6 separate regions of the Mus musculus genome follow, and all the other regions are linked to region 3. A link is a loop called in an ENCODE intact Hi-C map of the cell type or tissue named here. Cell type or tissue: left cerebral cortex. All regions are shown on one strand.

Region 1 (5,000 bases), 220 kb after region 3:
TCCCCCTTTTCTGGGGCCCCAAGTCTCTCGAGGATTTAGTGCATATTCTGCCACTGAGTCCAGACCAGGCAAACCTCTGCTACATACATGCCAGGGGCCTTGGACCAGCCCATGTATGCTCCTGGCTGGTGGCTCGATGACTGAACAATCTTAACAGCATTTCAACTATTGTTGCAAGCTGTACTAATTTATATATACTCCCATATAATATAGCCAAGCTTCCCGGTGTTCCACATTTGCACAGGCCTTGGCACTGTCAGTCATTTACGTTCCAAACACTACAGAGGATTGTCACTGGATCTTGCTGTGGTTTTAATAAGCCCTTAGTATGCTAACGGATGCAGCTGTAGGGAAAGCATTTCTCCAGCATTCGTTAACATTTCCTAAAACTGCAGATGCAGAGGCTTTGCAGCCAAACTTTTTCTAGGAGCAGTAAGAAGAGCAGTGAGTCTGGTACAAGATGAAGCACTGTAGGTAAGATTTTAGAATCAAAACAAGAATTGATTTGATCCATAATTATAAAGTTTAGGTATTTATATAAAATCTCTCTGTGCTTATTAATTATGCATGTTTGGGTTACAGTTCTCAGAAATCTAGTACAGTAATTTGGAAGCTGGTCCTAACATCTGTATTTTAAAATAAACACCCTAAATGGCCTTGAAATGGTTCACCAAATGAGAAACACTGTTCAGAGACTAGTTTCATATTACAAATTAATTTATGAGACCACCTATTTGGTCAGTCAACTTGTTAATGTGAAACTAGACTTTCTCCATTTTGTGTGTATATGCAGCAGAATTTCACAAGACTGAAATTCAGATTTCTTGGCAAAGTTTAAGACAGAACACAATAAATGAAGGTCTCTGATGACGTTGCAAAAGCAACAGCGGCTATAGGGGATGTTCTGTGGTGACAAAAGGTGCCACTGCCTTAAGACTAGGTAGAATTTAGACTCATCTGCTGTGAGCCTCAGCCTCTCTGGCTCTTCATTTCTTGGTTTAAAGTAGTGCTTTGTCTGCCTTTATCAGCCTTACAGAATTACCTAGGGCTGAAATGAGTGTGACAATGGCTGGCAGAGAGGAAGATCTGATCTCAGACTGTTACACCTTATAATTATGGTTTTAAATAACTCATCTGCCTACATTAAAAATACATAGCCTTGGGGAATTTGTTCTTAGGGTAATCTTTGCAGCTTCCTATTCATGGGTAATTAGGATTCTAATAACTGAACTGTCATATTACAGTTTAGAAACACATAAGGAAAATCTTGAGTAACAAAAATACAAAAGTAATGTATATAGAAGACCAGGATTCAAGAAGCTTCATTATCATTACTCCAGATCACCTCCCACCTTACTCATTTGTCTTTCCCACTCTGTTAGAATCCACAGGACAAGAGATTGGGATGTACGCCCGAGTTTGAACATCTCGGGTTCTACTTCTTTGGGTGTGGCAACGGGGAGGAAATCATTAACCTTTGATTGAGTTTATTTTGCAAGTAGTTTTATTATGGTTTTACTCACTATACCCAGTTAACAATTTAAATTGTATAATTCGGTAGTTCTTAGTAGAACGGCATGACATTGGGGGAACCATCATCACTATCAACTGCAGAACATTTTTACCAACCCTCAAAAAGAAATCCCCGGACAGCAGTTATACTCCATTCTTCCCTCCTCCCTCACTCCATAGCAGGTGCTAATTAAAGTTCGTCTAGAGGTGCTTATTCGAGGTCTTTTACAAACAATAACGGCATCATACAGTATGTAGACTTGCGGAGCGAATTTCTCCCCATCTCCTTCCAGCCTCTACAGGAGCACATCGGTCGGAGAACAGGACGATACCCCTAAAACGCACTCAGCTCCGTCCACCCTGTAAAACCCAGACCCCCGCCTGCCAGCTTCACCCCGCCGCAGCGGAGAGTGGGAGCAGCGCCCCGCCCATCCCCGGCGTCGCCTCACTGACGTCACCGCTCCCAGCCGCAGACTCCCTCCCTCCTTCCCGGTCGCGGTAGCTTTGACAGGACGCGATGGCGGCGGCCGGGTCTGCAGGGTTGCCGGCGACCGTGTCGGAAAAGCAGGAGTTTTACCAGCTTCTGAAGAACCTGATCAATCCAAGCTGCATGGTGCGGAGGCAAGCCGAGGAGGTCTATGAGAATATCCCAGGTCTGTGTAAGACTACATTTCTCTTAGACGCCGTCCGAAATAGAAGAGCAGGTTATGAGGTGAGACAAATGGCTGCCGCACTGCTACGACGGCTTTTGTCCTCAGGGTTTGAGGAGGTCTATCCAAATCTACCTCCTGAAGTGCAGAGGGATGTCAAGATTGAACTGATACTGGCCGTTAAGTTAGAAACACATGCTAGCATGAGGAAAAAGCTTTGTGATATTTTTGCGGTGCTGGCCAGGAATTTGATAGATGAGAGTGGCACTAACCATTGGCCAGAAGGTCTGAAATTCCTCATTGATTCGATTCACTCTAAAAATGTGGTTCTGTGGGAAGTTGCACTTCACGTTTTCTGGCACTTTCCTGGGATTTTTGGGAACCAGGATCGTCACGATTTGGATATCATCAAGAGGTTGTTGGACCAGTGTATTCAAGATCAGGAGCATCCAGCAATCAGGACATTATCTGCTAGAGCTGCAGCTACGTTCGTCCTTGCTAATGAAAACAATATTGCTCTTTTCAAAGACTTTGCGGATTTGCTTCCTGGGATCTTACAGGCTGTGAATGATTCCTGCTACCAGGATGATGATTCTGTGCTAGAATCCCTTGTTGAGATTGCAGATACTGTACCTAAGTACTTGGGTCCCTATCTAGAAGATACTCTGCAGTTGAGCCTGAAGTTGTGTGGAGACTCTAGGCTTAGTAACCTGCAACGCCAGCTGGCTCTGGAAGTAATAGTCACCTTATCTGAAACTGCAACTCCAATGTTGAAAAAGCATACGAATATTATTGCACAGGCTGTGCCTCATATATTAGCAATGATGGTTGATCTTCAAGATGATGATGACTGGGTAAATGCTGATGAAATGGAAGAAGATGACTTTGACAGCAATGCGGTTGCTGCTGAGAGTGCCCTAGACAGACTGGCTTGTGGACTTGGTGGGAAAGTTGTTTTGCCAATGACCAAGGAGCATATCATGCAGATGCTTCAGAGCCCTGACTGGAAATGTCGACACGCCGGATTAATGGCCTTATCAGCCATTGGAGAAGGTTGCCATCAGCAAATGGAACCAATTCTAGATGAAACAGTTAACTCGGTTTTACTTTTTCTTCAGGATCCTCATCCAAGGGTAAGGGCTGCTGCCTGTACTACACTTGGACAGATGGCTACAGATTTTGCACCTAGTTTCCAAAAGAAATTCCATGAGATAGTGATTACAGCTTTGTTGCGAACCATGGAAAACCAAGGTAATCAACGTGTGCAATCTCACGCAGCTTCTGCTCTTGTTATTTTTATTGAAGACTGCCCCAAGTCATTGCTAATTCTATATTTGGAAAATATGGTAAAAAGTCTCCATTCCATCTTGGTAATTAAACTTCAAGAGCTGATTCGGAATGGAACTAAGTTGGCCTTAGAACAACTTGTGACAACCATTGCTTCCGTTGCAGATGCAATAGAAGAAAGCTTTATTCCATATTATGATATATTTATGCCCTCACTCAAACACGTTGTTGAGCTCGCTGTTCAAAAGGAACTCAAGCTTCTTCGAGGAAAAACTATTGAATGCATTAGCCATGTTGGACTTGCCGTTGGGAAGGAAAAATTTATGCAAGATGCATCAAATGTGATGCAGTTACTGTTGAAAACACAATCAGACTTAAATAACATGGAAGATGATGACCCTCAGACTTCTTACATGGTTTCAGCCTGGGCTAGAATGTGTAAAATCCTTGGCAAAGACTTTGAGCAATATCTCCCACTGGTTATTGAGCCACTTATCAAGACTGCTTCAGCTAAGCCTGATGTCGCTCTCTTAGACACACAGGATGTGGAGAACATGAGTGACGACGATGGCTGGCAGTTTGTAAACCTCGGAGACCAGCAAAGCTTTGGCATCAAAACTTCAGGACTTGAAGCAAAAGCAACTGCTTGCCAGATGTTGGTTTACTATGCGAAGGAGTTAAGAGAAGGATTTGTGGAATACACGGAACAAGTTGTGAAGATGATGGTTCCTCTGCTGAAATTTTATTTTCATGACAATGTTCGAGTGGCAGCTGCGGAAGCCATGCCCTTTCTCTTGGAATGTGCAAGAATTCGTGGCTCAGAGTATCTTTCACAGATGTGGCAGTTTATATGTGATCCCTTAATCAAGGCAATTGGAACTGAACCTGATACAGATGTACTCTCAGAAATAATGAATTCTTTTGCCAAGTCCATTGAGGTCATGGGAGATGGTTGCCTCAACGATGAACACTTGGAAGAACTGGGAGGAATTTTGAAGGCAAAACTTGAAGGGCACTTTAAAAACCAAGAGTTACGGCAAGTAAAAAGGCAAGAAGAAAATTATGACCAACAGGTTGAAATGTCTCTTCAAGATGAGGATGAATGTGATGTTTATATTCTGACCAAAGTATCAGATATTTTGCACTCATTATTTAGTACTTACAAGGAAAAAATTTTGCCATGGTTTGAGCAGCTACTCCCACTAATTGTAAATCTAATTTGTTCAAGTAGGCCATGGCCAGACAGACAATGGGGACTATGCATATTTGATGACATCATAGAGCATTGCAGTCCAACCTCATTCAAGTATGTTGAGTATTTCCGGTGGCCGATGCTTCTCAATATGCGAGACAACAACCCTGAAGTCAGACAAGCTGCTGCTTATGGACTGGGAGTCATGGCACAGTTTGGTGGAGATGACTACCGTTCCTTGTGTTCAGAAGCCGTTCCACTCTTGGTAAAAGTTATTAAGTGTGCAAATTCCAAAACCAAAAAGAATGTGATTGCTACAGAGAACTGTATCTCAGCAATCGGAAAGATTCTGAAGTTTA
Region 2 (5,000 bases), 93 kb before region 3:
ATGAGTGAGTGTAGCGTGGAGAACAAGGCTCTGTGAAGGAGGCAGAGAGGCAGAGAGCCCTGATACCTCTCACTTCCCCTTCCCTGCTTCATGGAGAACAAGAACTCTGACCCATTTGCAGTTGTCTCAGCTTTGCTCACAGGAGCATTAGTCATTAAGCACGCTCTCAAAGTGGTGCCTGCAAGATAATGGCAGGCTTCTAGCAGCCACACATTCAAAGGGCAGGAACAATGTGTGATAGGAATGGAAAGTTTCCATGGCGATAGTGTGGCCTTTGCATGACTCAATATTTGATGGTATCGGAAAAAGCTTATTTTTCTAGGCGTGATCATTAGGCTGCAGTCACATTTTTAAGATTTCTTTCCTCTGAAAAAGACTCGTTGGTTTGAGCTGATAAAACATGAGCCTGGTGATGGTTTCACAATTGCTTAGTTCAGCATAGAGGGGTTTGTTGAGTGCTGGGTGTGTTTAGGAATGAGACTTGCCACAAACTGATCCTAATATCTTCTTATAATTTCTAATTTCCCCCTTGTAAAAACCCAGACAATGGGTTCCTTATTATTCCCACAATTTTTTTTAAAGCCAGTCAAATTCCCCCTAGTAAGACCAGGTTGATTCTAAGGTCCTGAGCTGATAAGCATGGCTCACCTTTAGTTGGTGCCAACCTGTTAATCTTCTTTCTATAAAGATGCCATATGATAGGAACCTGGACCATGGCTGCCTAATGTGTAATCAGTGTCTGCTAAATCCTAAATGAACACGGGGAAAGCTTGGAGCCCACAAGCCTGACTCTTCTCTTCTTGTCTTTGCAGCGGAGCGCAGGGGGAGTACGCCGGACTGGCCACCATCAGAGCGTACTTAGACCAGAAAGGAGAGAGACACAGAACAGTGAGTGAGCATGGGCAGGTGGTGCTCGATCCCTGGGGGAGGTTGAAGGCTCGGATCTCGGAGTCCCTTCTGTTCTGTGGGACCTACCTTTCCAGCCTTGGTGGAAGTAGACAGGGAGACATATAATCAAGAAACCCTTTTCTGCCACGTGATCATCAAAGACATCCCACGTAATCACGGTGACAGAAAACGTTCAGAAATAAAAGGCTTTTGTGCAAACCCAGCATATGGAGTAGTCAGTGGGCCATGAAAGTGCTCTCTAGGGAGAAGGAGGCAGGAACCTTATTGCTGCCATTGCCACCCTCCTCATTAGCTCCGCCCTAGCCCTGGGCCTAAGATTAAGCAATTTTGAGCCTAAGCATAGTCTAGGCCATATGTAAGATACCACTGAATAACTACGTTCCCCCTAACACTAAGCAGATTGTTCCTAGCACTAAGCAGCCATGAGGTTGGGGAGCAGATGTATTTCTGCTGCATGCTCTGCTTTGGGCATGAGAGTCGGGTTTGCAAAAAAGTGACTCCTGGGGACCACTGGGGTCCTTATCTACGTAGCTGGTGCTACTGGGCACCACCACTGTCCCAGAAAGACGTGTTGTGATCTATGCAAAGCCTCTCCTTAAGGCCAAAGGAGGCCTCTGTTCCTGGCCCCTTCATTTTGGAGGCCAGCTCCGTGCTAGGTTTTCTGCTGAGCTGTGGAGCTGGAATTCTTAGGGTAGGTATCAGGAGCAGGACAAACAGGCCCTGACTGTTCCAGGAGAGCTCTAGAAGGTTCTTACCTAAGCGGGTCACGTCAGTGCATGGCAGCCCAAGCTCATGTCCTTTCTGAGCTTATTGAAGCTGATTTTTTCCCCCTTCTGGTTAGTCTGAATTTTACAATGAAGAATTTTAAAACTTTCACATCTTCCTTTAAAAGTACATGAGCAAGGCATGTCCTCTCCCTCTGTAGCCTATCCATCTGATTTTAAAAGTGTGTCTTCCCACTGGGAATAGAATAATAATTCCTCCTCCTCCTTCTCACCCTCCTCCTCTTCCTCCTCACCCTCCTCCTCTTCCTCTTCCTCTTCCTCCTCTGTGGTGTTGGAGATGGAACCCAGGCCTTTCCCATACTTATGCAATACTGTAGACCTGAGCTACACCATCAGGTTTTGTTTGTTTACCATTTTACTGCTATTATTACAGACATGTAGTCCAAGCTGGCCTCACACTCTCTGTTCAGCTAGGAACGCCTTGAACTCCTTACCCAACCCCCTGCCTCCACCTCCCCAGATGCCGAGATTGTCTTTCTGTGCACACGCTCCACTTGTTTTGATGTTCGGATATGTTTGTACGTTAGTTGAGATAGGGTCTCAGTACATAGTTCAGGCTGGACTTGAACAGTGCAATTGTTTTGTCTCAATACCCTAAGTGCTGAGTTCACAAATGTATTCTACCATAGCTATCATTTGAACTGACTTTTAAAAAAATATTTATTTATTTTATGTATGTGAGTACACTGTAGCTGCTTTCAGATACACCAGAAGAGGGCATCAGACCCCATTACAGATGGTTGTGAGCCACCATATGGTTGCTGGGAATTGAACTCAGGACCTTTGCAAGAGCAGTCAGTGCTCTTTTTTTTTCTTGTTTTTTTTTTTGGGGGGGGGGGTGCGAGAGGGTTTCTCTGTGTAGCCCTGGCTGTCCTGGAACTCACTTTGTAGACCAGGCTGGCCTCGAACTCAGAAATCCGCCTGTCTCTGCCTCCCAAGTGCTGGGATTAAAGGCGTGCGCCATCACTGGTGCAGTCAGTGCTCTTAACTGCTGAGCCATCTCCGCAGCCCTGAATTGATTTTTAACCATTTTTGAAATATGCTATTTGTAAAATCAGAAATTACTGAGCCCTGGGCATGCATAGGGAGAGTGTAGCAGCCAGAGAGACCTGATGATACAGTAGACAGACATGCCAATGTGGATTTATTCACTTGGTTTCTTGTAACCTTCATCTCTTAGCTTTATGAGGAAAGGCTAGTTTAGATCTATGCATGTCCTTAGATTCATAGAATCAGAAAGGGAACTATGGAGCTAAGATGTGCAGAGGGGGGACACCACATGGCCCACTCCTTGTTCCTTCATAGGTTTTAAATACCTGTAAGCCTTGAAGTTCCTTGTCCTCGCCTCCCCACGGTTGCTCAGTTAAGAACCTGAACAAGGGGCAGGTCTTGCTGTGAGACCATTCACACTGCACAGCCATTGATGGCCAGAGAAGCCATCAAACCAGTGGATCTCAAACCCTCCTAAAGCTGTGACCCCGTAACACAGCTCCTCATGTTGTGGTGACCCCAACCATAAACTCATTTATGGTACTACTTCATAACTGAAATTTTGCTACTGTTATAAATCTTAATGTAAATATTGGTGGACATAGAGGGTTGCTAAAGGGCTCACAATACACAGGTTATGAACCACGGCACCCAAACCTCATTAGTCTGTGGCAGGCCCAGGACTCAGCAATGATAATGAGCCAGCCAGAACTTAGGTTTTTTCCACTCTCTGGTCCTTCCTAATCCTCAGTATTTACCTATCTCCTCATTCTGACACCAGAAAATAGTTGCTTTGATACAGAAGTTGGGGACCAAGCCAGATACTCCAGATGAGAGATCTTCTGAATTAGGTGATTGGCTATTGGGGGCTCTTGCTCCCTCTCTGAACATCCTAGTCCTCCCACTCTTCCTCCTCCTCCACTCCCCATCCCCGGGTATGATGTCTTCGCTGGCACCACTGTGCACACTGCTAGCACATTGGGGTGAGAGGCCATTCCATATGGAAGTGCAGAATTCTGCACTTCTAGACAGTAGAACAAGAAGGCAGGGAAGCCCTCCTAGCTGCTGAGCTCAGAAACATGGACAGAATCCGGCAGTCTGGAAACACTGACTGCCTTCTAGACAAACAGCTTTAATTTTAGCCCATTTTTAGAGAAGAGAATGACTTATTCAAATAACCAGGGAAGATTTCCACATTAGTGATGTCAGCTGCTCCCACACCATAGGCTCTGATGGAGCTCAGTCAAACACACCCTTCTCATTTAAAAACGAGTCGGAGAAGTTACAGAACCGCCCAGGTCCCTCATGGTTCTCTGCCTTCCAGCAGGTTTTGGATATGACTCCACAGTCGCTTTGGGTCAGCTTCAGAGGCTCCTGAAGTAGAAGGCCCAAGTGTATGATTCATCAGTTTAATTTGAAAATAAAATTGAATTATTTAACAAACATTTAGCAATTACCATGTTCCAGGCATAAAGCACTCTATAATTCCGTTTTTTCACTTTGCTGGTCAAATCTCAACTCGAATGTTCTGACGAGAGGCTGAGTTTCCTATGGAAGGACAGAACACTGGGCTCTCACATCAACACATCTATGCCTTTAAAAAAAAATTAAATTTTGAGAACCATTTCTCTTCCTGAATGTCTGAGGCAGTCATAGCTTTTGCTGGGTTTTAATCTCTGGAAAATACGTACGTTTTAATCTGTGATACCATCAGTAATTCTTTGAGGATGAAGTCTGTGCTTCTACACAGGCTTCCTGGAAGTGAGGATAGAGCATCCCCCTAAAGGATATATAAACCATGTACCATGGTTGGATTCACCTGAGAGAATCCAGTACATCAATTCTGGGTCCTGATACTTCTGTGTCCAGCAGAACACTGATGAAATTGGGTGAGAGGAAATTAACTTTAGGGTGAAAGCAGCTTAAAGTTGTCCAATCTCCCCAGACTCTAGAGTGTCTACAGCGCCCGTCTCTACTGTTCCAGGGTGCGATTGATTTCCCATGGCTGCTTTAACAAATGGCTGTAAACTCAGTGTCTTGTGACAGCACTCAGGGACTGTCTTAAAGCTGAAGGGCAGAATCAGAAACTGTCTTCCTGGTGCTGGCAGATGCCTTTCTTTCTCTGTGGAGCTAGGGAGGACCTGTTGCCTCTCCTCTTCTCCGAAGGCCACCTTCCTCCTGGGTGCCGGTCTTCTTTGTTTTTTGTTTGTTTTGTTTTGTTTTGTTTTTCGAGATAGGGTTTCTCTGTATAGCCCTGGCTGTCCTGGAATTCACTCTGTAGACCAGGCTGGCCTTGAACTCAGAAATCCACCTACC
Region 3 (5,000 bases):
ATTCTAGGAGTCAATGTACAATATTATTACTATTTGTATAGCTTTCACTGATAGCCAAAAGGAAAAGATAATAGCCACTTGAGGCACAGCAATACAATGCTACAAAGTATTTAATAGGTATGACTGTTTAAAAACCAACTTTCCAGACAAGTAAACTCTTTACTGGTCAAACACTCAAGAAACAATATAGTGGATACAACAAGAGCAGAAAGTGCTACAGGTTTTCTGTCAGAGGCCTTCCAAACACTTTACCAAAACCCTGGCTTTTTCTTGCCGGTTGTATAATCTGTTACTTAGAAAATTTTGACCAGTCTGAGAAGTTGTAAATCTGTAAAGGGAACAAAAATATTCCTTCTAAACCCTTTGTGGCTTATAGGCTACTTCCATCGAATCAGAGAGAACTGCACTTAATTCAAAACTCAGGACTGGAGCCAAACTGTGGTCAACTGACTGCAGGATGCCAACTTTTTTAGTGGACTAAAGACAAAGGCAAGAAAAACAATGTGGGTCTGGGTGTCTAATCATAAGACTCTGAGACTTACTGGATAGGAAACGTCTTAGCCTCATCAGGCAGAGCCTTACTTAAAATTAACGGAGATGCCCACAAGCACCCTTGTGGCCCAACACAACTTTCTGGCTTTTTTTGAATTACTGCTGATTATGCTGAAAGGTTTGAGTTGAAAGCCCGAACTTAGGGGACACACAAAGATGAGAGGTAAAGTTTATGGGGAAATAATCTGTCCGTATATTCAACAGACTTAAACCCGACTTCAGGTTACAAACATCGTTCCTTAAATTAGAGGTCTCTGATCTTTTACAGAACAAATCCCCAGTCTGAGACTGACGACAAGGAAGGAGGGGCACGCATTCTACCACCGTTCCGATGTTCAGTGTTCAAATCCTTCTAGTGAGGAAACAGGGATAAGGTGCTTCCCTTTCCACGTCGCATCTAGGAGCCGGGGGCACGGAAAAGAAGCAAGTCCTTAGAGGAGTCGGAGACGGCGCTGCGAATAAAGCCAGCTCGTCCCTCCCGCGCCCCGGCATGGCTGCCGGAGCCTGTTGCCTTTCCAGGCTCCGATCCCCCCCCCCCCCAAAGGCGGGAAGAGGATCCCCCAGGACCCTCGGAGGCTATGTCCGTGGCCGCTGCCAGCGACAACACCGCGTCCCGCACCTTCCGACCCGCTAGGCGCGCTTGGGGGGAGGGGGGGGGCAGCCGCAGGCCCGAGCTCCAGGCCCCGCATCCCGCGCCCCGCCAGCGGCCCATCCCGAGCACAGCGGGGCGCAGCCCTGGACACCCAGCCTCGTCCCGGGGCGCCGGCTGCTCGCGCCCGGGCTCCCCGCGGGGCGCCTCACCTGCTTGCCCCGGTAGAACAGGCGCTGGCACTCGGGCCTTACATCGAAGAGCGCCCAGACCCGCTCGCGCAGCTCCTCGATGGTGGCTTTGCGAGAAACGTCCTCGATGGTGCGCGTCTGGGAGCCGTCGATGGTGCGGACCTGGATCCACATCGCGGCGGCACGGGGACAGGGGACCAAGCCCCTTTGTCTGGCCCTGCGCTCGGGCCGCCGCGCCGCGCCCCGCCCGGTCCCCGCCGCCTCCCCGGGAGGATCCGGTTCTCTGCGGCGGCGACTCGGCGAACGCGGGTGCGGGCGAGGACTGACGCTCTTAGACCGCGCGACCGCCCGCCCGCCCCTCCTCGGTGGAAGGAAACCGGAACCCGCCCGAGGTGCGAGCGCAGCCCGCGCCTCACAAATAGGAAGGAGCCATGGCTCGGCGGCGCGCACTGTTTACTTATAGAGATGCAGCTCCCACATGGAGGTCACGGCGCCAACCCGGATCTCGCGAGATCCACGCGGGGCTCCGCCCCACGCACAGCCTGGGGGGCGCTAATATGGGAGGGGGCGGGGCCTCCAGAGCCGTTACTCGGAGGAGGGCGGGGTTGGGCAGGCTCGCCGAGGCCAGCTCGCCCTGTGCCCTCGTTGTCGTTGGTCACCTCGCAGTCTCCTGAGGCCTAGACTCCATGGTCTCAAAAACGCACGAACAATAGCTAGCCGTGCTGCGCGCTGGCGTGAGCAAGAAATGGGGATGCAGCCTACGTTCCCGAGACTTCACACCAGGGTGTGCGCCCGCCACGCGGCCTCTCCCGGGGCGCGTCGGCTTGATGGACGTGCTTCCCGCCGAGGAAACCCGCTTCCGGGAGGCCCCAGGGCAGAGGCCTCGCACCCACGTTTCCCGACCGGAGAGCCGGAGCGGGAGCTGGACCTGACCGAGTGGGCCTTCTGCGCTAAGGGCGCCTTTAGCCGCAGGGATCCTGGCTTTGCAGGACTGTACACCTCCGATCCAAAAATCCGGAGATCCCAGGGCGGGATACGGCCCCCACACTCAGGGGACCCATCCAAAAATGGAAGACTTAAGAGAGAAAGCAAAGCAAACGCATTATCTTACATTCACCGGTATCCGTAATGTCAGTACTAATCATTCCCATGAGGATAAGAGGCACAACTTTGTAACAACCAAATTGATTAGTCAAGATGGCCTAAATGGAAATACAGGAAGAGTGAAATGTGCGTCAGCTCGAGATATGAATATATATATATATACCTAGAGCCTCTAAGTTACCTCGACAGCTTCCTAGTTAACTAAAACATTTAGTTGATAAGGCAACAGATACATCTGAGAACATCTAATCTGACCCATGAAGGGATCAACTATTTGTTGTTACAAGGATATGCTAGGGTCTCGGGCTGTTATTCGTGGTGCACTGCCAACGGTGTGCTGCAGTCTGAAGCCTTGAGTCTTGGGCTCACGGGTTGGGACGCGCGAGAATTGCAGTCTTTCTGTTTAACTGTGATCTTGAACAAACTGCTTCAATTTCCTCCAGGTAAAATAGTGCTCATAAACACCGAGGGAATGTTAGCTTCCTTGCCACTCCCTTAGTAGCACACAAGAAGGTATTTTAGAGCTTTTGTTATTAAGAGAATTTAGATAAACTGGGAATATTCAAAGAAGATAGGGTGCTTAAGCAAAGACTGGGAGTGCATTTTCACACATCAGAAGACACTACACTTCTGAGAGAGGTTGACTAAATAATGAAGGGCAAGTGTGAACATTAGCATTCAAAGACTTTTGTAGGCCTCCCGGGGAAACCTGGGCTTTTTGAAATGTGCATTGATGTGTTTAAGTATTTAGAATGACAATAGAACAGAGTGCGGAAGGAGGCCTTAGGGAAAAAAGCAAGCTGTGGGAAGGTGAGAGAGGCTGAAATTTAGCCAAGAGCCAACTGTTGTCCATTTTGGAAAAATTAGAGATAGTGAGAAGAATAAATTGTTGAGTGTTCTAGGAAACCCAGCTCCTGAAAGTTGTAGAATTTGTGAATGTGAAAAGGGAAGAAAATGGAATGAGTTCCATTTGAGTTGTGTGGCATTTGAAATATATCTCAAATGTGCCTACAGTGGAGATGCCTGGTAGTTGAAAAGAACTGTCTAAGAGAGTGAAGGGAAGAAGGAGTTTCTGAGAGGAGGAAAGTCTTTTGGCTTGATAGAGATGCCTACATTTTGGCGAATAGAGAAATAGGTGGGGGGGGCTGGTGAGATGGCTCAGTGGATAAGAGCACCCGACTGCTCTTCCGAAGGTCCGAAGTTCAAATCCCAGCAACCACATGGTGGCTCACAACCACCCGTAATGAGATCTGATGCCCTCTTCTGGTGTGTCTGAAGACAGCTACAATGTACTTACATATAATAAATAAATAAATCTTAAAAAAAAAAGAGAGAGAGAGAAATAGGTGGTACGGATAGGGAAGAGAATAAGGGGATATTGGGTGGGAAGTTATAACCTGAAGAGTTGACCATGTCAGCTGGGGGGGGGGGGGCGGGCGGGGTTTGAACATTTACCGTTTGCTCATATGTTACATTTTTATATGCTTACAATTCCACAGTTAGAGATCCTCTTAAGAAAAAGTAGGGGTTTATCTTCTGCCTATTGCTGGTATAAATGAAAGTATCAATCACTTCCCTGTTCTTAGGGCTGATCTGCACAGAGATGCCACAAAGGATGTTTCTGCTGCTCTCTTAGAGATTAATCAGGAAGAAAGCCCAGTGTAAGACTTTGGTCTGGTTAAAGGCTTTTGTTGTTATTGTTCTTTGGTCTTCATTCTTTCTTGCTTATTTGAAAATCTCATGTAACCCTGACTGTTCTCAAATCCATTGCATCATGCTAGGATTGTATCCAATTTCATATCCTCCCATTATGTGAGAACAATAAACTTTTTTTTTAAGACACCACTCACATGTCTACCTCTCTGTCATAGGTTAGTTGTGTTCAAAACAGCAAGGTTCCCAGGTCTTGCTCTCTTCTAACATGGATAGCAGCCATATTGGATTAGGACCCATCCTAACAACTTTATGTAACCTTGTCTCATTAAAGCCTCTATCTCCATACATTGTCATACGAGGAGCTAGATTTCAAAACATTAATTTTAATATGCCGTGGGACATAAATTGTGGGACGTAAAATCATGCCAGGAAGTTTGGTAAAGTAGAGCAGGCTGAAACCTGGAGACTCGGGTTGGGGGTGGGAGGGGGCGACACACCTGAGATTTAGGCGACTTCCTGCTCCCTGTCAGACTCCTGGGCTGGAGCATGTGCCATGCTTCTCACATAAAAGAAATGAGTCCTAAGGTCGCATAGGCTCCAAACAGAGTTCTCCATGCTAATGAGGTACCTAGAGGCCCTGAGGGCTTAGCCAATAAGCTTCCCTTCCTGGATATTCCTCTCTGCAAAAGGTATTTAATCTCAGGCCTACCCTGAAAAGTGGTAAATGCATTATGGTACATTATGCATCCATTTTCCACCATGAACAAGCAATAAAGTGTTTGGAACCATGACCGTCTCTTGTCAAATCTGCCATGAGGAACCTGGGGAAGGCCTTTGTCTACAGAGCTGCAGCTTTATTCTCGCCATAGAAGGTTTCTTTGCGCTCCTAGCCACTATCTCCACCAAGA
Region 4 (5,000 bases), 230 kb after region 3:
ATTTTAGTCATTTAAAAATATGTAGCGAGATTTTAAAGCCACACCAGTGACAAGCTGTACAGCTTAGAATAGACATATGGAGACTTTTTAGTGAGATTGCATTCTCTTAAATTCTTAGCCGAACTTAAGATCTCGTGTGTTTTTCGGTTTTTAAAAGTCAATAGAAAACAGGACTCGCTTTCGAGAACTAGAGTTCTACAGGCCACCACTCTTCTTTTGAGGAGCTCTTAATTTTTCTTTCTAAACTTTTCTAAACGCTGGGGTTTTTTTTGTTTTTTTTGTAAAAAACAAAACCCAGTCACAAGGAAGGAGAGGTACAAAGAATATTTTACAACGGAGAGGATTGAATCTTGTTCACTCTCGTTATTCACTTGTGTTAACAAAGGTTATCTAGTAACTGCCTTGAGAAAACTAACAGTAAAATTTTTAGAACTAGTAAGGGTCTCACCAAAAGGAAACTTTCAGTCTATGGTTCACCTTCCAGACTGCGCCAGCGCAGGCGCTCTGTTTCTCCCTCCACCCCACCCCTTACAGACGTCCGCATATTGATGACATCATTAGTCCGCGCCACACCCTGGGCCTCCGAGCCTGTGGGAGAGCCAAGTCCAGGGCTTTCGCGTAGCGGGGCGGGGCCATCCCGTGCTACTACGCATGCGCGCCGGGCATGGCGGAGGCAGCTCTTTCTTCGCCTCTCTCCCCGGCTCTCCCCGGCCGGGGGGGCTGAGTGCCCTCCCCCTTTCCTCCCCGCCCCTCCCCTCCCCTCGCCCCCTCCCGCCCAGCGGGGCTTCTAACTGACAGTCGTCGCCCGGCCCGGTCCGTGCGCCGCCTCCTCCTGCCCGGGTCCCCCCGCAGGTAGACAGGGGCGGGAGGGGGTGTGAGGGAGAGGAGGAGCCGGAGCCGCGGCGGCCCGGGGCTGCGGCCCACTCGGGAAGGAGCCGAGCCCTCTTAGTCCTCGCCCCCTCCCAGCGCCCCGTCGGCCCGGGAGGGGGTGGGGCGCCGAGGCCCCGCGGGCCGGGCCGGGTGTGGAGCGTGCAGCCGGCGCGGGCCGCGCGCCGCCGGGGGGAGGGGAGAGGAGGGCACCTAGCTCTCCTCTCCCCCCTCCCCCGCGCGCCATGTAACCCCGCCCCTCGGGCGCGAGCCTGAGACCCCCGCGCGCGCGGGTCCCCGGCCGGCCGGCGACGGAGGAGAGCAAGGCCCGATGCGGCAGGGGCTGCGCGGCGCCGCGGATCTCTGAGGAAGCGGCCCGCGCTCCCGCGTCCCCCGGTGCCCGGAGCGGCCGCTCCTCTCGACCCAGCCTGGGCCTGCCGGGGGCATGAGCGTGCCGGAGCCACCGGGGGAGATGGAGCGGGCCGCGGAGGAGGAGCGGCCGCCACCGCCGACCGGAGAAGGGAACGAGGAAGAGGTGGTGGTGGCAGCGGCGGCCCGGGCCTCGGGGCTGGTCCGCCGGAGGAGTGCCTCCTCGGTGGACGAGGAGGAGGAAGCGGCGGCGTCGGAGACGACGGTGGTCGCAGGCGGTGGCTGCAAGGAGCAGGAGCTGACCTACGAGCTGCAGCAGGGCTACCGCATCCTGGGCGAGTTCCTGCAGGAGAAGCACCGCGGCCTCACCGCCCCTTTCCTGCAGCCCTTGGGGGGCGTTGCCGCCGGGGAAGAAGAGGTGGCCGAAGGGCGGCGCAGCGGGGGCCGGGGCAGTCGCGTCCCCCCGCAGCAGCCCAGCCAGGGCATGTGTCTGTTGAAGATGGAGGAGAAGTTCTCCAGCGGCCAGTACAGGGGCATCACGGAGTTTGTGGCGGACTTCAGGTTGATGCTGGAGACCTGCTACCGCTTGCACGGTGTCGACCACTGGATCTCCAAACAGGGCCAGAAGCTGGAGATGTTGCTGGAGCAGAAGTTGGCGCTTCTCTCTCGGTAAGTGAGCTCGGGTCCCCGGTGGGACTGACAAACCGACACAAACACACCCACACACGTGTCCGAGAAGGGGCTGGGCCAGGGCCTGGGGGGCGGCGCTGATAGGTGCTGAGTTGGTGCTAGAACCGCGGGAGGAGGAGCGGCCGCGCTGGGCGCGGGACCGGAGGGGTGTGGTGGGCACCCACGCCAAAGCCGAGAAGGTAGCCCTGTCCTAAGAACCCCAAACTCGGATATAACAGGTAGATAAGGTTCAAGACGTAAGACCTACCGGAGAAGGCGAAAGCCTTTTTGTAGGATGGAAGTTGAACCCGCCACTTATAGACAGTTTACAACGGCACGTGGGGCGAGATACCTTTAGAAAAATAATGTTGCTCGTAGGGAATGATAGTCGAGCATACTGTCTGTTTCAACCATTTGGAATTTAAGTGTGATTAAATGTTTCCGTTTCATGAGGAAATTGAATTTTTTTTCAGTGACAAGAAATGAATGCACCAACACAACGTCTTTCATAAGTTTAGACTTGCATGGTGTGGGCCTGTCGGAGACTTTTTCCAGTGCTAGATAGAACAGAGGGTTTCAAGCATGCCAGACAAGCACTCTTGAACCCAGCCTCAAACATTTTTTATTCTACTAGAAATTATAAATAATTCAAATTGTACAGGGCTTTCGGTATACACCATCTATATGATTCCCCCCCTTTTATTACTAAATGAAATAGAGAAGAGAAAATAAGTTAACATAGGACACTGAAGGTGTTTTATACAATAATCAGTATATAGTGAACATGAACCCAGTTAATTTAACTTTTTCAGTAATGGAAAAGTTAAAATATTAGAAATGTTAATTAAAGTAGATTAATTAATTACCAGGATTTTTAATTTTGTGTGTATGAGAGAGTGTATGTGCACTGTGTGGGATGGGGCATGATCATGCAGTGGAAATCAGAAGAAAGTGTCTGGTGGCCGCCAACACTCTACATTTTTTCCTTTGGGAAAACGTGAGATTTGCATATTTTTTTAAGAGACTGGAAGCTAGCAAGCCCCAGCCAGCCTCCAGTCTTCATCTCCTTTGGAGCAGGGGTTACAGGTTGGTTCCATGGTAATAGGATCTGAACTCAAGTCCTCCTGATTGGGCACCAAGGGCTGTTAAGTGCTAAGTCATCTTTCCAGCTCCTGGAATGGGGGTTTGAGTTTTATTACCGGGCTGAGCTTGACTGATTGACTTTTTGACCTGTTTGCTTGTCTATAAAATAGGGTCTATAAAATATTCCCTACTAAAAAGGTTGCTGTGAGGACTAAATGAGGTTTTTTTTAACAAAGTCAATAATATAGGTCATGTAACTCAATGTATTAAGCACAGTAGTGTAATAAAATGAATATTATCTCAGATCTGGACTTGGGCATTGTATGAAATGTGTAAAATCTGTTATTCATTTGTCTTTGGCTTCTCATATACTATTTTAAAATTTATTAATAATTTCACTAAAAGAATAATATAGTAAGTGTTTACTCATTAAAAGGCAGATTCTCTTTAAACAGATTAAAGTTGTTTTTGCTTTCTGCAGTGAAGTAGAATTATTTGGTAATAGGTTAAGTGTTTACAAATTAGCTTTGTAAGTTTAATATTTTTATTTGGTGATTTTTTTTTTTAAACTGTGTTACTCTTTACAGTGTAGTGTAGTGGAAATGGCACATATTTAAAAAGCAGTCCATTCAAATGTCATAAATTGTAAAAACTTTTTTTAAAAGAAGATTTATTTTAACTTGTGGCAGAGGGCTTATATGCATGTGAGTGCAGGTGCCTGTGAAGGCCACAGTTTGTCAGAGTCACTGGAGCTGAAGTTACAGGTGTTTGTGAGCCGCCCGAGGTGAGTGCTAGGAATCAAACGCTGGTCCTCTGGGAGGGAGCAGTATGTGCTCTTAGTCATCTGAGCCACTCTCCAGTCCCACGTGTCATTATTGTTAGATAGCTAAATATACTCCAGACTGATGTCACAGGATTTGAAACACAGAAGGAACCTTAGTGTTCTTGTCATCCACCTAGTTTTACAGATGGCAAAAATAGCACATAGAATGAGACAGGATAGCTCTATGGAAGTTCTAAAGGTTAGCATGTATATACAGCGCAACTATAGATATATTCAAAATTACTGTGTGAATAACAAATCTTTGTCTACAAAATGACAGGTTATTTCTCTTTTGCATAAAAATGTATAAATATTATTCCTAATAGCTTATGCTCAGAAATAGCTCCATGAGGTCTACACTTAGAATTTAAACTAGCAATGTTGTAAAGTTAATAAAAAAAATAGATGTTTCTGATTTATTAGGCCAAAAGAAATAAAAATTCATGCGTTTTAGTAGCAAAAGTAATGTGATAGTCTCAAATAGATAATTTTGAGTCCCTCGTGTTTTTGTGTTTTGTTATTTGATGTATGCAAACACTTTGTAAGTGCTAGACTATATCTGTGGATACTAAAGTTTTTTCTTTTTTATATTAGCTTAAAATCTGAGTCATAACTTAGCAAGTATTTTGAGTGGGCAGAACTGAGTGAAAGCTACAGCTTCTTGGAATATAGGTTGGATTTATCGATGTTCAAGAACAGTATTCTACAGACTTTATGTGATTATGGTTTTCGGAAAAGAGATGACCTTATGAGTATCTTCAAGAGATGTGTGGTATGTTAGTCATTAAACAAGTATCACATGTTATCTAAGTTTTGTCTTCTGACGTATATTTCTTAGACACTGAGTTATTACTTTCAAATGGTAAAAATTACTTTAAGGTTGCTGCATATATGGAGCTGGCAAGAATACTCAGTGGGGAAGTATTGGCTGCCAAGCTTGAGACCCGGATTTGACCCCTGGACTCCTGTGATGGAGTAGAGGAGAGACCTGACTCCTGAGGTCGCCCTCTGTTTGAGCTGCTACATATACTATTGAGCTTTCTGTTGAGCAGTTGGTGAGGTATTAGGTAAAGAGGAGCCACATTATCATTAGTGAGCAGCCTAGTGGTACTGGTATTGTGAACAAGTTAGAGCAGATCTGTTTCATCATCTATCCAGTGACAGTGATGATAAACTAGATTAGTTGATA
Region 5 (5,000 bases), 86 kb before region 3:
TAGGCATGGGTACCGAGAACCTACGCAAAAGCCCCCGAAAGGATGCTGAAAACGCACAGCCCCGTTCATCTTTTCCACCCTCCACTTCCTCTCCATTGCCTTTTTCCCCCCTGGAAATATTCTGGGTCCCTTGTAGTTATCAAACTTGTCCAATATAGAATATATGGAATATGAGTTGATTTTCCTCCCTTATTACCGCTGCTCTCATTTACTTGCCAAGAAAAACCAAGTAGAATTACCCTACTATGTACAGTTGCTTTCTTGGGGGTGGGGGGGTGGGGAGTGAAGTAGGCACAGTGACACACACTTGTAACACCAGCAATTCAAAGGAGAGGCAGGAGTTCAAAGCCATACTTGGCTACAAAGCTAGGAGTCAGTCTGAGTACAGCCTGGTGGTGGTGGTGGTGCACGCCTGTAATTCCCAGCACTTGCGAGGCAGAGGCAGATGGAGCTCTGATTTCCAGGATCGTCTGGTCTACAGAATGAGTTCCAGGACAGCCAGAGCTACCCAATGAATCGCTGTCTCAAGGAACCAAGAAAAAAAAAAAATCCCAAACCAAACTAACCAGCCAAACAAACAAAACAAACCTGTTTCCAAAACAACGGAAGTGGGGGAGATTTTTATGAAAACCACAACACTTACCACGCTTCTGTGGGAAGGAAGGTAGGACTGTGTACAGCAAAACAAACAAACAAACAAACAAACAAACAGAAATGAGCAGAAAGGCTAGCTAGAAGATTAGTCATGAACAGAGAGACACCTCCCCACCACCATCCAAACAGCCTGAGATCATTTTTTGAGGTGGTTTGAACCAAAGCAGAACCATTTTACAGAACTGGACTCAAGCTATTCAAAAGTCTTCTGAGCAGCCTCTTGGTTCTGGCTTAATTTGTTGAGATGCAGTCTCATGTAACCAGTGGTTACAGTGTACCCAGGATAGCTCTGTTTACTCAGTGCTTCGTTATTGGCGCTTACTGCTCTTAATTGGCACAGGGAGCAAGCCTGGGGCTCTCTCTGTGCATGCTAGGCAAAGCCCTCTGTCACCTGAGCCATATCCAAAGTCTGATGTCTTTATCCTAAAAGGGCTTTGCTGCTGCTTTGGGGTGATTTATGAAGGACCATTTGGTTGTGCAGCAACCACAGTTGTAGACTGAGATATTGTCAAGAATTCAAACATCAAGATTTTACCTTCCCTCATCCTATAAAATAAAAAGCGAAAATAAAAAGAGAAGTCTTGGCTGAGAAAGGATCAGATAGATCACTTCCTCTCCCCATTTCCCGCTCTCCACAGGTGGACCAACACAAGGAGAACCTGGCCGCCATCATGATCACGTATCCATCTACCAATGGTGTATTTGAAGAGAATATCGGCGATGTGTGCGCCCTGATTCACCAACACGGAGGACAGGTCTACCTCGACGGGGCGAACATGAATGCCCAGGTGCAGATACTTAGTGCCCGTTGGAAAAGGAATATAGAGTTTTCTTTTTAATTTTTTAAAGGTTAATTTTATTGTGAAACCAAGCAGCTTATATTGTCAGGAGTGCCATTCCTCCGGGGACATGACCTGGCAAGTTCTCAGTTCCCTAGATGATGGAGTTTTAGAACCAAGTTCTGGGCAGCCATTGGTAGATGCTCAGTTCCCATGGCCCACTTTACCTGGGGTTTTTAACATCATCAGGACCTCCAGGGATTCAGTCCTGCCTTCCTCGGTTGCAGGAGTGACTGCCAGTGAACAACTGCCTCCTTAACTTTTTCCTTCCTTCGTTTGAATCGTTTGATTCCGTTCATAAGTGCAGTCCAGGGGTCGTGCTCTGCTTCAGCAGCAAACGTGTCTTTCCACCTTCATCGGCGGCTGGATTCCCAGTTGAATAGCGCAGCTAGGTATCTGTATTGTCTCAGGAAAATTGGCAGCCTCACTCCCTCCTCCTCAGCCCAGCATCCTCTAGGACCCAGAGTCTAGGTGCACATAATAAATACCCAGCCTTGAACTGGCCAGGGAAGGTGGTGCTGATCCTGTAAAAGCTGCCTGTTCCATAGAGTGAACACATTGCAGCTCAGGGTTAGTAGTGCTGCCTCTCCTTTCTCCTAAGGTAGATATTTAGTTAAGGACTGCCCCAGCGCGTGTTTTTAAATCTGAATAGGGCTAAAGGTTCAGTTTCCATTTCCAAAGAAACCACAGTCACTTTGACTGTGGAATGCCAGGTTGTCTACAGAATCTTTTAGGAACACCTTTTACGGTAAATATTTAAGTTTGTGTGTGTGTGTGTGTGTGTGTGTGTGTGTGTGTGTGTGTGTGTGTGCATGTGGAGGTCAAAGGAGAACTTGCTGGAGTGGGTCTTCGGGATCAAACTCAGGTAGTAAAACTTAGTGTCAAACGCCTTTACTCACTGAACCAGCTCACCGGCCCCTAGGAAGCTTTTCTGTGGGCTTTATGGGTGTGGCTCTGCTGCTCCTTTCCTGGGGAGACAAACAGCCCAGAACAGCATGTCCTTCCTGCGTGCTAGGAAGTTGACTTTCGCTCTTTCCCTTTGGATAGGTGGGAATCTGCCGCCCTGGGGACTTTGGGTCAGACGTCTCTCACCTAAATCTTCACAAGACCTTCTGCATTCCCCACGGAGGGGGCGGTCCTGGCATGGGGCCCATCGGAGTGTGAGTTGTGGGGTGCTGGCTTCGGGATTGTTTAGAAAGCAGCATGCATGGCCCAAAACTTCTTATTCTTCCTATCCGAGTCTTCAAGTCCGAGGAATTAACCTTCATGTCTAGTGCACTTCCAGCAGCTGGATGCACAGCTGGAGTGTTTTAGATTAGGTCCAAAGAAAAAACGGTATTCACTTAGTAACCATGGTATCCACTCAGCCTCTCTGGGCTCCGAGAGCATGCTTGTTAAACAATGAGCAGGAAGCCGTTCTAAAGTATAAGGGGTCAGAGCTAGAATGTTAGTACCTGTGTCATGGATTTGACCGCACATTTCCAAGAGTTATTTATTTATTTATTTATTTATTTATTACACTTTTCCTTAAAAAAAAAATAGCTTATAATTGCTGGGTGTGGTGGCACTTGCCTTTATTCCCCGCAGTCGGGAGGCAGCGGCAGGCAGATCGTTGTGATTTCAAGAGCAGCCTATTCTACAGATCAAGTCCAGGACAGCCAGAGCTGTTACACGGAGAAACTCTGTCAACACAACAAAACCAAAAAAAAAAAAAAAAAAAAAAAGCTTATGACAATATTGAGAGTGATTTAGTTGGAAGGCAGACAGCGAACTCCATTTAGGTTTAATTTTCATCATGTCTTTGATGAATAAGGTGGAAACAAATTTTATTACCAGAGGTAACTGGTTGACGTCAACATGGATGACGGAATATATTTTAGCTGTTGATCGTTTCCTCGCTATAGTAACAGCATTATCCAGAGCTCCTGGAGTTTTCAAAATGTGTGGTGGTGATCGGGGCAGGGATGTGTTTAGCGTTGCTGGGAGCCCGGCTGTCTTTTCCTTTTGATCTATATTACGTATAGCTAATGAGTGTCCCGGGTGGTTCAGAGGGTGCATAGTAGGGCAGTGTTCGTGGGTTAGGCTCCAAGTGGAGGGCAGGGGCATCAGATCAGCAGCCTGCCGTAGCCAACAGATAGCTTGAAGGATGCAGGTTGCTATGAGGAGGCTGTGTGGGGCTGCCGCTGCCAAGTTGTCCACCACAGTCCTTGGAAGCTACTAGAGGGGAGGGAGGAGAGGGAGGAAGGGAGGGAGAGAGGGAGGGAGGGAGGGAGAGAGGGAGGGAGGGAGAGAGGGAGGGAGGGAGGGAGGGAGGGAGAGAGAAATGAATTGAGAGAATCCACCTGAGTTGCTTTCTGGTAATTTGTCCCCTACAAGTGTCATGTCCCTACCACCATGAGTGTTCAGAGCTCCTAGAGACGGTGGCCACTTGGTTCAGTTGCGTCTTTTCCGCATCATTTCAATGTGCGCTTTAAACCAACACAGGAAGAAGCACCTCAGCCCCTTTCTGCCCAGCCACCCCGTCATTTCCATAAAGCCAACTGAAGGCACCTGGCCCGTGGGCACTGTCAGTGCAGCCCCGTGGGGTTCCAGCTCCATCCTGCCCATTTCATGGGCTTACATTAAGGTGAGCTTAAGAACACGCGTGACTGTGGGGCGGTGGGACTCACTTTCTCAGAGGGGCCAAAAATGAAATCTGTGACCTGAGAAGGGACCCAGGGGACAGTGCTGATGACTGGGGTAGAGGGAAACCTTCTAGAAAGAGCCACCCAGAACTGTTTCATCTGTTTCTTTGGGCTCTCATGATGGCTTTACATTTTTTCCAGACATGATTAAGTTCCATGAGTCATGCGGCTGTTCTGGCTGCGTCATTTGGTTTCCTGTTGGGTACACACAGCTCCATGCAAGTGAAAAGCACTGTGCGTGGTCATCGTGACGCTTTGCTGCGATCCTGGGGTACAGGATAGTGTGCATTTCTTGGCAGCACGGAGGATGAGATATGATGTATCGAGAATTTGGGGGTGGTTCTAGAACCCTGAGCAGTCTCAGGACTTGGGGAACTGTGATTTTAGGGGTAATTGAGCTTGACCGAGAGAGTCGGCTTACCCCCCTTGTCCTTCTCCACGGAAATATTCAAGCCGGAATTGATTTTATGCAGTTCTTGTTCAGACTGGCCTGCCCACGTCCTAGGGTCCAATCTGTGAATAGGCACTCTTGCTAGGTTGTTAATTAGAGCAGCCTTTTCATACCAGTGGCTCTTGTTAAAGAAAGGGTAGCCTCGAGTGAGACAAAATCGCAAACTCAACTATACAAATTGTGCTGGGTAATTGTGGGGCTTGCTCTGTTTGAATGCGATGACATTTATGACTCTTCTTTAGAAGATTGTTATTTTCTATTTTGAGACCCAGTCTCCTTATATAGTCCAGTCTGGATACAAGCCTATGATTCTCTTGTATCAGCCCCCTAAGTGTGGGACTGACTATAGGCATGGATGGTCATGAGACTGCC
Region 6 (5,000 bases), 78 kb before region 3:
TCACTACTATGTACAAAACTATCCTCCCCTAGTCTACACAGCCTAGTTCAGCAAGGGGCCTACACCACCCAGAGAGATGTTCACATAAACATCATGAGCCAATCATGCACAGGGTGTCGTAGAGATGCCTGAAACCGTGGAGCCACTTAGAGCAGGCAGAGTCAGGGTGGAGTAGTTTGACAAAGGAGGCAGTTATGACGATGCAAGTATCATGCAGTTATATGAGCGAACATACACGGGAGCCAGCCAGGTAAGGAGGAGTTACCCGAAGGGGGTGCTTGAGGTGGGGTAGGAAGAGAGAGGGCCAGAGAGAGAGGTTAAAAAGACAGCTTGGTACCTGGAAGGTCTTGGAAGAATCTAGACTTAACTCCTGAGCCAGTTATAGCCATTAAAGGTTTCCTAGCTTGAGGAATGACATGATCAGATTCATTAAAAGGCCGTGAGATGGACAGGTTCTTGGAAGTATAATTAGCTGGACATAGTTGCTCCTTAGTGCAGTGCTAGGTAAACATTTAGTCTTACATTGGAGGTGCTAAAGGGTAGGAGAAAAAAGTAAACCCAGAAGTGATAGGATGTGATGAGAGTAAGAAAGAGGGAGGGGCTAGAAAGATGGCTTAGCAGTTAGTTATTGTTGTTACAGAGGACCTGAGCCAGGTTCCCAGCACCCATTAGGCAGCTTCCAGGTGAGCCAATGTCCTCCTCTTCTGTCCTCTGAGGGCACCTGCATATAGAGGTGGGAGCATGCGCGCACGCGCGCGCGCGCACACACACACACACACACACACACACACACACACACACACACACACAGAGGAACTAGGTAGATACCTGGTGCTCCAGTCACGGAAGGAGAAACAAGGCCTAGAACATTGAGGAGTGAGAGCGAAGCCCCTCAGCAGATAATGGCACTAAGAAGGGTGGCCAGCGGCTCCTGCTCTTGGTTCCTCCGCCCAGGCAGGCCCCGCGTCTACATTACTTATCGTCTCTAACTTAAAGGCTGCTCTGATCTTATAAAAAGGGGTACAGAGGAATACTTTGTGAGTTTGTAAATAAAAGGAAGTAAATAACCAGGAGCCCTGGGAGGGTGGTCTCCAGAGAGCAGAGAAGGTTCTGAGGGAAACGTCTCCAAGCAACAAGCAGCGCAGCAGAGTGCTTCTGCAGTTGCTAATGAGTTCAGACAGCGCTCCCGTGCTGTGAAATCCAGCCTGGTGTGTATTTGCTTTAAGGAGGGGATTGAATATTTATGCTGTCTGGTTATATAAATGATGCATATTGTTCAATTCAGAAGTCTGGAGGAAAAAAAAAAAAGCCATGAGAGGGAAAATCTAAGTGATACTTGCATCGTCAGCCAGATAAAGCTAACACTGAATGTTTCACTGTATTCCCGCTCTTATTTCTCTTGGACAATAAGCTAACATCACAGATGCAGTTTGGAGGATTTATTTATTTATTTATCTATTTATTTTTGCATCTGTGTGGGAGAGTATGCTCATCCTTCTTAGTGCATGTGGAAGCCAGAGGTTGACATAGAAACACCTTCTTTAATAGCTCTTTAATGGTTCTTTCATTATTTTTTTAAGACAAGGTCTCTCAAGGAACCTGAAGCTCACCATTTCAGCTATGAGCTAGGCTGGCTGACCAGCAAGCCTCTGTCCTCCTACTTACACATGCAGTGTACCAGAGCACAGCACAGCACAGCACAGCACAGCACAGCCCAATGTCTTTTTATGTGGTTGCTTCATTGCTCTCTCTTTCTCAATCTCTCTCTCTATTTTCTTTCTATTTTTCTCTCTCTCTCTCTCTCACACACACAGACACACACACACACACACACAAACCCACCACTACTACCACCACCAATGTCTTTATGTGGTTGCTCAGTCTCTGTCCCTGCCTCTCCCCCGACTCTCTCTTTCTCACACACACATGTGCTGTCATCTTTTATGTCTTATGTGGCTGTGCAGTATTACATTTTCCCCACAGCTCCACAATGCCTACCTATCCTATTTCCGTGAGTTTTTCCCTATGTGACTGAATAGTGTGGATGCCCTGTGAGTCTATAGTTAAATTTTCAGCTATTTGCATTGTATTGTTGCTAATAAGAACAACCCCTCCAATAGTGTGTTTCTGTTTTTGTTTTTTGAGAAAAACTATTTCTTTAGATAACTTATAAAAAGGGATATGGAGGCTTTGAGCTTTTTATACATGTTTCTTTAATTTTCTCAAGACACCGTGTCAGTTATTTTATGCTACTAGTATTGAGAGTGCCCATCACACCAAGAGTATAGTGAGAAGAATAGACGAAAAAAAAAACAACAAAGGTTTAAAAAAAATTATCAATTTCATGACTGGAAGAGACTTTGTTTTAATTTCTAATACTTAAGGTTTTCTTTCATTTCTTTAGTTAATTATTGGTGGCAGTACTTGTTTTTGAACCTAGGGCTTCACTCCTGCTAGGCATATATCCTAAGGATGAGCTGTCCCAGCCCTAAATGTCTTACATTACGTTTTATTTTAGGCAGCATTGCTAAGATGGAATTAGCATACCTCCTCATATAATTTGCTCGTTTAAGCTGCACAATTCAGCAATTTTTAATGTGTTCACTGATTGCAAAGTTTAGGTTTTGAAAGCAGGAATTAATGTGACTTAAATTGAATGGGGCTGGTTGGCACCCACGAGAGAAGGTCAGATGTCACCACGCACTTAGCATTTATGTAGTGGCTTGGGGCAGGGAGCCCTACTCCATCCCTTGGGACTTCAGAGTACAGAAAGATGGATGGAATTTCCATTTGTTTTTGACATTTTACCCCCAAATTAAATTGCAAGTAGCAGTTCTCATCCCGAACTGAAATGGATTGCTGCTTGCAGACTTGATTACTCAATCCTCAAGTCAGTCAAACCAAACATTGACTCATGTTGGTCTGCTAAACACATATGTTGCACAATTTCAGATCTCCTATTCTGGGGCCCGGAACCCCAGCACTGTTGTGCTTTGGGGACTCAAACTAGGAATGTTTTCAATAATCACGGTGAATCCTAACGTGTCCTATGGCACTATTAGAAGACCAGTGCTCGTCTTAATCATATTTACCAGCAGTAAATCAGATGTTGGAATTGTAGATGCCTGTGAGGCAATCGTTTTAATGAGCTCCAGGCTTGCCAGCGTGAGCTGAGATCTGAATATTAACTAAACTGTCCAGGCTGGTGGGCTTTTAAAGCAAACAAGGGTAAAAGAGATAGGTGGAGAAGCCGGAGAAATATTTTATTCTGCTACAATGAAGAGAAAAGGAATTACTTTACGTAAAACGACTGTTTTGTTGGTGGTATTGGTCAGTCAGTCTCTTTTGTTAGATGCTTTCGTGGGATTTTGTTTTTGTTTTGCTTTGTTTTGTTTTGCTTTGTTTTGTTTTGTTTTGTTTTGCTTTGCTTTGTTTTATGATAGAGCATCTCACTGTGTAGCTCAAGCAGACTGGAATTTGTGATTGACCTGTCTTAACATTGCACAGTGCTGGGATTACAGACATGGCCTCTTGCCACACCCAGAAAAGATGGTAGATTTGTAAGAGAAGGGATTTTTTTTTTAACCTTTCAGGGCCCTTATCTTTTGGGTTAGGTTCACCACGTGCTCCAAAGGGCTTTCCTGTGTTTGGTCTTTGGCAGCATAATTTGACTAATGTTTCTATCTGCCTCTCATCTTGGACAAGCCCAATGTTGCATTGGATTCCAGTCCCTGAAGAACTTTTCAGGTGGCTCTTCCTTTGACAGTGGGCAGTGGCCGCACAGTCTGGCTGGCACGTGCTGTGCCAGGAAAATGCTGGGAGTGACCACACAACCAGAAGACCTTTTGATTGCCCGCCCAGGCTTAATTCACACGAGCTGCTTACCTCTAACCTTCTGAGGCAGTCACTGTGAGAATGTTGCAGCAGTGGCTCCAATCTGTGTTCTCCGGGGGAGGCGTAGAGAATCCTAGCTTCTATACCACAACCCCATGACCCCAGGCATCTCTTAATAAGGAAAGCATTGAATTGGAGCTTGCTTACAGTTTTGGAGGTTTAGTCCATTATTGTCATGGTGGGAAATATAGCAGTGTGCAGGCAGACATAGTGCTGGAGAAGGAGCTGAGCGTTCTACATCCTAATCTGCAGGCACCAGGAAGAGAGAGACATTGGGCCTGGCTTGAACAATTGAAACCTCAAAGCCCACCCCCAGTGACACACTTCCTCCAACAAGACCACACCAACTCCATCAAGGATACAAGTCCTAATAATGCCACTCCCTAAGAGCCTAGTGGGACCATTTCCTTTCAAATGAAGACAATCACACATGGGCCAGGCCACTTCACTTTGTAATTCTATTGCTCCACCTCCTCACCTTTTTAATATAATATTTTTGTTAACTCTTAAGAATTTCAGTCATGCAAATACAATGTGTTTGGATCTTATTCACTCCCAACTTTTCTCCTCCCACAAATCTACCCTGATCTTCTTACCTCCTCCCAACTTTGGGGCCTTTTTTATCCTACCCCTCTTTACTGGATGAGTCCAGTTTATCCAGGTTTTTGATACAGTGCCATAGGACGTTATGTGGTCCCCCACCAGGGCCACGTCCTTAGAACGGACTCTCTCTCCCCAGAAGCTGTGGACTGTCAATAGCCAGGAGTGTTGGGTCCCTTTGACCTTCTTTCTGCAGGTCTGTGCAGGCATCCATAGCTGCTGGGAGCTCATTGTGGCACTGTTGTGTTTAGAAGACACTGTTGGTCCACAGTCCTCCAATGCACACACTCATCCAAAGAGCACCCCCTCCTGTTCTTTCCGACTCCTCTGACTTGGTGGTGTTCACACTCTTAGCTGCAGTCTTGGGTAGGGCTAGAGGAAACAGCTGCTGTTTTAGATTGCCCCAATCTTATCATATACGCAGCAGGTTTATACATCTCTCTCCTAAAAGCTGTAAAGAGAGAAAAACATCTTGGGCCCTGGCCTCTCCTAGACACCAAATTTAA

The links. Peaks named below come from ENCODE experiments on the same cell type or tissue, not always from the same donor. Only the 100,000 strongest peaks of a DNase experiment are listed, where the experiment ranks them.
Region 1: it touches region 3 in a loop (3-fold over the local background); 12 of 42 quality-filtered maps call a loop at or near these places.
Region 2: a loop joins it to region 3, with 2.4 times the contacts of the local background. A loop is called at or near these places in 7 of 42 quality-filtered maps.
Region 4: a loop joins it to region 3, with 5 times the contacts of the local background. A loop is called at or near these places in 10 of 42 quality-filtered maps.
Region 5: it touches region 3 in a loop (2.6-fold over the local background); 7 of 42 quality-filtered maps call a loop at or near these places.
Region 6: a loop joins it to region 3, with 2.1 times the contacts of the local background. A loop is called at or near these places in 5 of 42 quality-filtered maps.

What each region holds. Positions count from the first base shown.
Region 1 is chr19:29,809,980-29,814,979 of GRCm38, reverse strand. It overlaps Ranbp6 (RAN binding protein 6), which reads left to right and starts at 2,006. Exons shown (of 1, transcript NM_177721.4): 1 at 2,006-5,000. The coding sequence starts at 2,030. In left cerebral cortex, no CTCF peak of the experiment used is centred here; a DNase peak (open chromatin) is centred at 1,972; H3K4me3 peaks cover 1,782 bases; H3K27ac peaks cover 870 bases.
Region 2 is chr19:30,120,610-30,125,609 of GRCm38, reverse strand. It overlaps Gldc (glycine decarboxylase), which reads left to right. Exons shown (of 25, transcript NM_138595.2): 16 at 813-888. Among named protein-coding and RNA genes, the nearest start is that of Gldc, 52 kb to the left of the region's middle. In left cerebral cortex, no CTCF peak of the experiment used is centred here; no DNase peak of the experiment used is centred here.
Region 3 is chr19:30,027,285-30,032,284 of GRCm38, reverse strand. Uhrf2 (ubiquitin-like, containing PHD and RING finger domains 2) reads right to left here and starts at 1,772. Exons shown (of 16, transcript NM_144873.2): 1 at 1,354-1,772. The coding sequence starts at 1,506. In left cerebral cortex, CTCF peaks have their summits at 1,841 and 2,044; DNase peaks (open chromatin) are centred at 1,011 and 1,837; H3K4me3 peaks cover 2,605 bases; H3K27ac peaks cover 1,767 bases.
Region 4 is chr19:29,802,187-29,807,186 of GRCm38, reverse strand. It overlaps 9930021J03Rik (RIKEN cDNA 9930021J03 gene), which reads left to right and starts at 1,178. Exons shown (of 8, transcript NM_172836.3): 1 at 1,178-1,905. The coding sequence starts at 1,313. In left cerebral cortex, no CTCF peak of the experiment used is centred here; DNase peaks (open chromatin) are centred at 579, 1,615 and 1,928; H3K4me3 peaks cover 3,046 bases; H3K27ac peaks cover 1,087 bases.
Region 5 is chr19:30,112,841-30,117,840 of GRCm38, reverse strand. Gldc (glycine decarboxylase) reads left to right here. Exons shown (of 25, transcript NM_138595.2): 18 at 1,293-1,442; 19 at 2,541-2,653; 20 at 3,978-4,119. Among named protein-coding and RNA genes, the nearest start is that of Gldc, 60 kb to the left of the region's middle. In left cerebral cortex, no CTCF peak of the experiment used is centred here; DNase peaks (open chromatin) are centred at 451, 2,771 and 4,398; H3K27ac peaks cover 368 bases.
Region 6 is chr19:30,105,502-30,110,501 of GRCm38, reverse strand. The region is part of intron 21 of Gldc (glycine decarboxylase); the gene reads left to right. Among named protein-coding and RNA genes, the nearest start is that of Gldc, 67 kb to the left of the region's middle. In left cerebral cortex, no CTCF peak of the experiment used is centred here; DNase peaks (open chromatin) are centred at 1,173, 2,693 and 2,860.